2 separate regions of the Homo sapiens genome follow, and region 2 is linked to region 1. The links are chromatin contacts, found by Hi-C or POLR2A ChIA-PET in ENCODE. All regions are on one chromosome and are shown on one strand. Each heading gives the region's core, a stretch centred on a gene start or an enhancer-like site at or near the end of the contact. The rest is flanking DNA. Distances are from core to core; before and after follow the strand shown.

Evidence for each region. Hi-C counts contacts between places; a loop is a spot of excess contacts on that map. ChIA-PET counts read pairs that join two places held with the same protein, here RNA polymerase II (POLR2A). Pooled maps may share reads with other maps.
Region 2: a map of heart right ventricle shows a loop between it and region 1 (8-fold over the local background). The contact joins the promoter of COX5B here to the promoter of ANKRD36B in region 1. A Hi-C loop is called at or near these places in 22 of 168 maps with a recorded cell type or tissue (CD14-positive monocyte, CD4-positive, alpha-beta T cell, CD8-positive, alpha-beta T cell and 18 more), 29 of 37 single-sample maps with no recorded cell type and 34 of 50 pooled maps. POLR2A ChIA-PET finds 5 or more read pairs at or near these places in 29 of 52 experiments (A549, AG04449, AG04450 and 22 more).

The regions. Positions count from the first base shown.
Region 1 is chr2:97,588,137-97,591,898 of GRCh38, reverse strand. ANKRD36B (ankyrin repeat domain 36B) reads left to right here and starts at 2,022. Exons shown (of 44, transcript NM_001393939.1): 1 at 2,022-2,374. The coding sequence starts at 2,214. RefSeq lists a silencer at 1,388-1,577 and an enhancer at 1,370-1,870.
Region 2 is chr2:97,643,823-97,647,727 of GRCh38, reverse strand. COX5B (cytochrome c oxidase subunit 5B) reads right to left here and starts at 1,666. Exons shown (of 4, transcript NM_001862.3): 1 at 1,539-1,666; 2 at 588-661; 3 at 285-384. The coding sequence starts at 1,641. RefSeq lists enhancers at 1,562-1,741, 1,922-1,971, 1,774-2,708.

The sequences.
Region 1 (3,762 bases), core at 773-3,272:
AGAATCACTTGAACCTGGGAGGCAGAGGTTGCAGCGAGCCAAGTTTGAGCCACTGCACTCTAGCCTGGGCGACAGAGCAAGACTCCGTCTAAAAAAAAAAAAAAAAAAGAAATGGGAGGCACTGAGTTTCTGGCTCAGTTTGTGATGCCAGAAATACAGAGATGACTGATCAGTAAAATCCACTAGAAAGTGTGTGACAGGTTTCTTTTTCCTTATATTTTTCTTTTTTAAATACAAAAGTAATAGCAGCCCACTGAAAATTTGAAAAGTATATGGCATTAAAAAGAGAAAAATAACATCTGATAATCCAACAAGATAAACTCTCTAAAATTTCTTTTCTCTTTTTAAATGAATATAGTTAAGCTTGAAATAGAATTTTAAATTTATCCTGATGTTTTACTCAACAGCGGAGAAGCATCTTTTATGTCATTATTTTAAGTCACAACCACTTTTAGTGATGATGATTAAAGAACCATTTGCTTTTTCCTTACTGTTCCCTGTTTTTAGATTTTTGGCTAGTGTCTAATTTTTCCCTGTTATAAATAATGCTGAGATGAACAGAATATGTAGATTTCTAATAATTTGCAAATGAACAGCATATGAAAAACATGGGCAAAAATTTTGCAGTTATAATTACTCAACACAAGTTTTAAATAAATTACTTTTATTTTGAGCGTTCATTCTTACATATGTTATAGGAAGTAAGAAGCATTCCTTACTCCTTAGAATTTTGTTTATAAATTAGTGATGAATTGGAAAGGGTAGCTTGCCCCTGGAATTCTCTGATAAGCACAGGTGATGAGGAAAATGGAGAAATCCAAGAATTCTTTTGTCTTTCCTTAAAAGTAGTCAACTTTAAGTGCAGTGCAGGCGTGCCCTCTAGCGGCCAAATAAAAAATAAATAGGCCTTCAGCCCTGTAACAATCGCACGTCCCCATCTAGTGGCTAACGTCTGTAAATGCAGCTTTTCTAATCACAATAGCGAATGTTACTTGATTTATATTTGTCTTAGGTGAAGAACTGGGAGGACTCTTAGAGATCACGTATTTCAACTTCCTCACGGAGTGGCATGCAGGCAGCAGCAGCCTTGGGAACCCCGATTGCCCCTCCTCACACCTGCCCATCACAGGACTTGGGCGACGGGGTGGTGAAGTCAGGCTGTGGCCCCAGCGGCGCCACGAGGCCGAAAACCGGCGCTCAGCCTCATCCCGGTGGCTGCGGAGTGCCAAGCGCCAGGTCCTGCGCTCTGGGCGTGGGTCAGGAGCAGCTGGCAAGGGCAGCGCAGCCTATGGGGCCTTTGGGCGCGGCCGGCCGCAGCTCCGGGAAGCCACGTCAGCCCACGGGCGCTGCAGCTGCAGCCGCCACCAGCACATGGAGCAGGGGTCCCCGAGGATTGGGAATCCCCGACCAGGCCTGCGCCTCCAGCCGCGCGGACCCCGGGGCCAGCCTGGCCGCGGCAAGTCAGGCAGTCTGCGGCAGGAGCGCCGGGCATGGGCTTCGGCCGGGGGTGCAGGAGGCGCGCACCCTCCGGCCGGATGGCGGCGCACTCAGGGCTCAGGAGGCCATCCCACGGGAGCCCCGCCAGCCCCCGCCGGAGCCCGAGCTGCAGTGCCGCCTGCAAGTGGTGCGCTGGCTGCAGCTGTGGCAACCCCGGATACCGTCCTCCCGCCTCGCACCCATCAGCGCGGACCCCGGGGGCGACGCAGTGGCGATGTCGGGCTGTGGGCCCAGCGGTGGCACTAGGCGGAGAAGCACCACTCAACCCCATCCCTGGGCTGCAGAGGGCCCAGCGCGGGGGGCTCCGAGCGTCGGGAGCCTGTGGAAGAGAAGAGCGCGCGGGCGACAGTTAAACAGGCCCTGGGGCAGGGCGCGCCTCGCGCTCCAGGGAGCCCCGCCCTCCCGCGGCACCTCCGCAGCAACCGCCGCCTGCACCGGGCGCGCGAGAGCTGCTAGGGCGGTTTCTCTGCCTCGGGCCTGTTGGGCAGGGCCGGCTAAGGTGCGCGTGCTCGCTGGTTCTAACCCTTCTGTTGGGCGTTTCTGCGGAGAGGCGGGAGGCGCTGAGAGTCTGCGCGGAGGTCCGTGCACAGACTGCTTTGCCTGTTGTTGCTCTTCGGAGGCGGCGATCCCCGAAGGCGAGCTGAAATACGGCTGCAGGCTACAATTTGCAGCCGACGATTAAGGAAGACGACGAGCGGGAGAGGTGGCCCACCCTCATGGAGCGCTTGTGCTCGGATGGCTTCGCATTTCCCCATTACTACATTAAACCGTATCATCTGAAGAGGATCCACAGAGCTGTCTTACGTGGTAATCTGGAGAAACTGAAGTACCTTCTGCTCACGTATTATGACGCCAATAAGAGAGACAGGAAGGAAAGGTAATGGGGGCCGGGAGCCGGGGCTGCGGGAGGAGGCCTGTGGATGTGGAGAAGTACCCCTTTGCAGGCTGAGGGCTGCGGGGCGGATGGTCCGGGGCTCGGGGTATGGACGGGGGCTAGGGGGTGCCTGGCTGGGGTGGGAGTGAGTGGAGCGGGGCCTGGGGAGTGGCGGTATATGGGGTGGCGGGGTGTGGAGTGAGTTGGGGGATGGGAGTGGGGAGTAGGGGGTGCATGGGGTGGGGGCGTGAATGGGCTGAGGTGGATGGAATGAAGGCTTGGGGGGTAGGGGCGTGGATGGTGTGGGGTGGGGAGATGGGGTGAGGGTTCAATGGGATAGAGGACTGGAGGTGGGGGTGAGGTGTGGGGGTGAATGGGGTGGGGGAAAGGGGTGCAGAGGTGAGGGGGGCGAGTCCTGTCACCAAAGGGGCTGGACTTTCTTTCCTGGCAGGCTCAGCCGCACCTGGGATGTGGAAACCTTGGCGGGGGCGAGCACCCAGGTCATTTTCACAAGCAGCAAAACAAAAACAAAACTTCAGCTGGTTTCCAATCACTCACCATGCTGCTTCTTTATAAATCATTTTAAAGTGATTTCACTAATAAAATTCAGCATGTACAGCGTTTTATTTTTAACGTGCACATTTTAAAGCATAATGTTACATACATTATGGAAAGGTGCATAATGAGAGAAATCATTTCCATAATATATCAACTTCCTGGCTAAAAATTCTTTGGATAAAAATCCAATATTTATTTGATATCAATGGACACCTATGTCAATTTGGTTTTCACTGAGGGACCTTAGAGGGAAACTTTGAAGTGGGAAGATGGTCTGTGTTCTTGAATAGAAAGACACATTTTTCTAAAGTTCTGAGCTCTTTCTGTGTTTATAAATTTTACATAATCCAAATAAAGTTATCAAAGTGTTAACATTTTTGAATTACTCATGCTGTCTTTTACTATTGTGACGACATTAAGAAAACTTTTGAAATGGAGTCAAAAAAGACTTGCCTTTCTAGATATGAAAATGTGCTGTTAATTTCCACAAGTTATTTACTAACAGCTGAAACAACAAATCAGTGAATGGAACAGGTTAGAAAATCCAGGAACACACCAATATGTGTAAGAATATATTAGGTTGGTGCAAAAGCAATTGCGGTTTTTGCCGCAATTACAAGTAATGGCGAAAACCGCAATTGCCTTTGCACCAATCTAATAGAATTGGATAATGGTGACATTTCATATTAGTAGGAAAAGATGAATTACTCATAAATGAAGTGCCTGCTAACTATTTGGAGAAATCTGGCTAGATTTTCATGTCACAGAAATAAGTTCGTTATGGAATGTAGATTAAAAATTTTAAATGCACAAAATAAGAAAGATAACAGAAA
Region 2 (3,905 bases), core at 417-2,916, 56 kb before region 1:
GTATCCCTAGTGTCTAAAATGATGCCTGGCATAGAAGCAGTATAACAATAAATATTTGCTGGGTGGGTACTCCTTCATGCCGCACTCCCAGTGAGCCAGTCTTACCGCTGTGCTGCGCTTCTTTCCAGTAAGGATGAACTATCAGGCATAATGAGGCTTGAGAGTGTCAAGACCCTTAGACAAACTTACCAACATGCACTCACACACTGAAGATTTGAGGCAGCTTACACACTATTGTAGGATATATTAAGCAAGTGGATAAAAAATAGAGGTGAGGTACTTACAGATGCAGCCTACTATTCTCTTGTTGGAGATGGAGGGGACTAAATTAGGGTCTTCCCTGGTGCCTGAAGCTCCCTTTGGGGCCAGTACATTGTATGGGTCCTGAAGAAAAAACAAAAAACAAAACAAAACAAAAAAAACAAGAATTGAACCATTAGGCCAAATAAGCCCTACCTTCCAGAAGCTCAGGGGACTGTTCCTACAAGCCAAGTTTCCTGTATCAAATACTCCCAGAGAGGAGACCACTATGAACACATCCAAGGCCATAAGTTACACAGAAGACACAGAAGGGAGTTTCTCCTTACCAGTCCCTTCTTTGCAGCCAGCATGATCTCCCTCTCCAACCCAGTCGCCTGCTCTTCATCAGTGGGAACACCACCTAAAGGAAGATAACGTGAATTATGACGCTGACTGAAATGACTGATAGAAAAACTACAAACAGAAATGATCAAGGAAAATGGTGCCCCGAAACTTCTGTATAAGTTTTAGCGGGCTCACAAGCTCCTAAAGGCTACTCATATCCATGGTCCCCTAAGAACCACCAAGTACCCATCCACACAAGCGGCAGCACTCGGGGGAGCTTTTTTTTTCTTTTTTGAGACGGAGTTTTGCTCTTGTTGCCCAGGCTGGAGTGCAATGGCGCGATGTTGGCTCACGGGAACCTCCGCCTCCCGGGTTTAAGCGATTCTCCTGCCTCAGCCTCCCGAGTAGCTGGGACTACAGGCGCGCGCCACCACGCCCGGCTAATTTTTGTATTTTTAGTAGAAACGGGGTTTTACCATGTTGGCCAGGCTGGTCTTGAGCTCCTGACCTCAGGGGATCTGTCCGCCTCGGCCTCCCAAAGTGCTGGGATTACAGTTGTGAGCCACCGCGCCCGGCCTATGAGCTTTTCTTTCTCCAACCACCGAGGCAAATTTGTCGACATTTGTCTAAAAGCATGTAGAACCCACTCTGCTTGAGGTGGGCGCAGGTTTGAAGGGAGGCCGGACCCCTCCCCATCCCGGTGGCAGCCCCGGTCCCTCCCAAGGTCACCCGGCACCTCCGTTTAGGATACTTTCGCAGCGGAGTGAGTTCGGGGAGCGGCAGGAGCAGCGGTCCAGAATTACAGGGAGATGCCTGCAGAGCCTGAGGCACTGGGGACCGTAAAGCGGCCACTGGGACCTCGAGAAGCTGCACGAGCCGCGCCGCTTTGCCGCCCTGGGACCACCCTGGGAGGGCAACACTCTGGTCCCTGGCACGCCCGGAGACCCGAGTACCTCCAGATGCCATGGAGCGCATCGCGGCCGCGCCACTGGGGCCGCGAGCCCTCAGGGCCTGCGCGGCCAGCGTTCCAGCTCCGCGAAGTAACCTTGAAGCCATTGCGTCCGCGACTAGCAGCAAAACTTCCGGGAACAAGCTGCAGAGACAGGAGGGACTTCCGGGGGCGGGCTTCTTTCTCCTCTCGGTCAGCTTTCGGCTTCCTCCCAGCCCTCGAGCCCGCCCACTCCCAAGACTGTGGCGGGGGCGGAAATTGCGCATGCCCAGCTCTGCCTCTTTCTGCACCGCGTAGTGGCTGAGGCTTGGGGGCGGGGTTGCCTTTAATAACGCTGGGAGGTGGGAAAGTCTTTTTGGTCCCTGGAGTTGAGCGGCTGAACCACATTGGAGTTCCTGTGGGTCTGGCCCCGTAGTCGTGTTCAGCAAACGTGGAGGCTGCTAATGGAAGCTATTAGGTCCCCGTCTGTGAAGAGACTTACTGAACCCCAAATGATTTGAATTTAGAAGTGGGCTCCTAAAGATCACTGCGTTCCTTACTAGGCTGGTTAGTGGCAGGGCTGGTTCTGGCAGTGCGTGGGCCGTCGCGAGCGTGTCGCATTGGACGGGACCTACCTGCAGTCCTGGCCCAGTTTCGTGTTAGAGTTGTACTGTGTGTGGGAGGCGCGGAGGTCCCGGCCTGGGGAGGAGGACAGGGCCGGGGGCGGGACCCCCTACCAGGACCAAGGCCCTGGTGATGTGAAGGAAGTGGCCACTCTTTTTCGAGGCTACTAAGGGAGGAGGAGCAGGAAGGGGAGTTGATAATAGGAAATGGAGTTAGAGCCTGCTGTGACTGGAGTTCCTTGTTTGAAACGGAAAACATATTCCGTCCATGGCTTCCCGTTGCCCATAGGCTAAGATGTGCAAATTTCTTAGGGTGAGCTTTAGTCAGTATAGCCCTGTGACAGGCTAGCTGCATGCGGTATCTGAGTTTCCCTACCAGATAGAAAAATCCCCTTAGAGTGGGAATTAATGCTCATCATTGAATCTTCAATGCCTTGCAGAGGTCTGGTATATAGTAGGATCCAGTAATTTTAGTAAATTTACTACTTGGATAGAGTATACAAAACCAGTTTATAGGGCTTTTCCTGGCCCAGTGAGGTCAATTGGAGGCAACATGGGGAGAGTTGAAGGCTTAGGTGCTCCCGCCTGTCTCATGCAGGCTACGGTATTTTCAAAAGGACGTGGTGGAGCGTTGCTTCACAGGAGCACGTCTGGTCTTCCTGGGTGCCCCCTCCACCAATTAAAAAAAAAAAAAAAAAAACCCTGTATTCTAAGGCCAAAATTTCTTTAAAGGTGGTTTTTGCTTTGAATGGCTTCACTGTTACTCCCTTCTCCCTCACCTCCACTGCAACCCCTCCAAGTTGAATTGGGCGAAAATTCTGAGGATCTGTAGTTAATTTGCAACTGTGGTTAAGGTCTTAGGCAGGAGAAAAAAGCATTGGTCTGGAAAGTAGCCCCACCAGCTAGTTCAGCTACTTTTTATCCTTTGGGCCGCCATTTCTACATCAGTAAAACTGTCGTTCAACTAGGTTAGTATTTCCCAAAGTGTATTGCATGGCATCCAAGTCTCAAGACATGATCTCAAGAAAAAGGACTTGGTCAAGACAGGGAGGGCCTGCATTTGATGACCACCCTTTTGGAGATGGACACTAGCATAATAAAGGCTCTGATTAGGCTTGCAGTAAAGACCTCTTATTTAATTTACCTGCAGTTTAAGCCAGAGTTTCCCTGTCTTAATTGACCACAAAATCCTTTCTGAGGAACACCTACTAACTTGCCCCTCAGCAAACCAGTGAGGTATTCAGCTCTGATATGTTATGATTCCCTGCTGCCTGACCAGAAGTGGTTTACTCCAGGCTATAAAATGGAAATTGAGTTTAGGCTTCTCACTCTCATAGTAGGCTTGCCTAATAATAGGAAATTTTCGCAGGCCCTCATCCAACTCAGGAAAACCTCAGCCTCACTCTGGGATTATTTAGATTGTGTGAGTGAGCTCCAAGGTCAGGTCCAGGCTCCCCAGATGTCCCCGCATCCCTTGCTGCTTCCAGCTCCCACCACTGTCAACTCACACCCAGTCCCTCAGGTCTCCTTTGGAAACAGTTGGCTTGGGGAACAGTCTGCCACCTCTGCTCTATCATTGTCTTTGCCAGCACAATAAACTTATTTTTATAGGATAATTTTCAGTTGTCAAAATAAATGTACATTATAAGTTGAACAGCACAGATATATAAGGAACAAGCTAGCAGTTTGGTGCTTATCCTTTTTTTCCTTTCCCTATGACAGAGTTTCTCAAGCTCAGCACAACTGACATCTTGGGTTGATAATTCTTT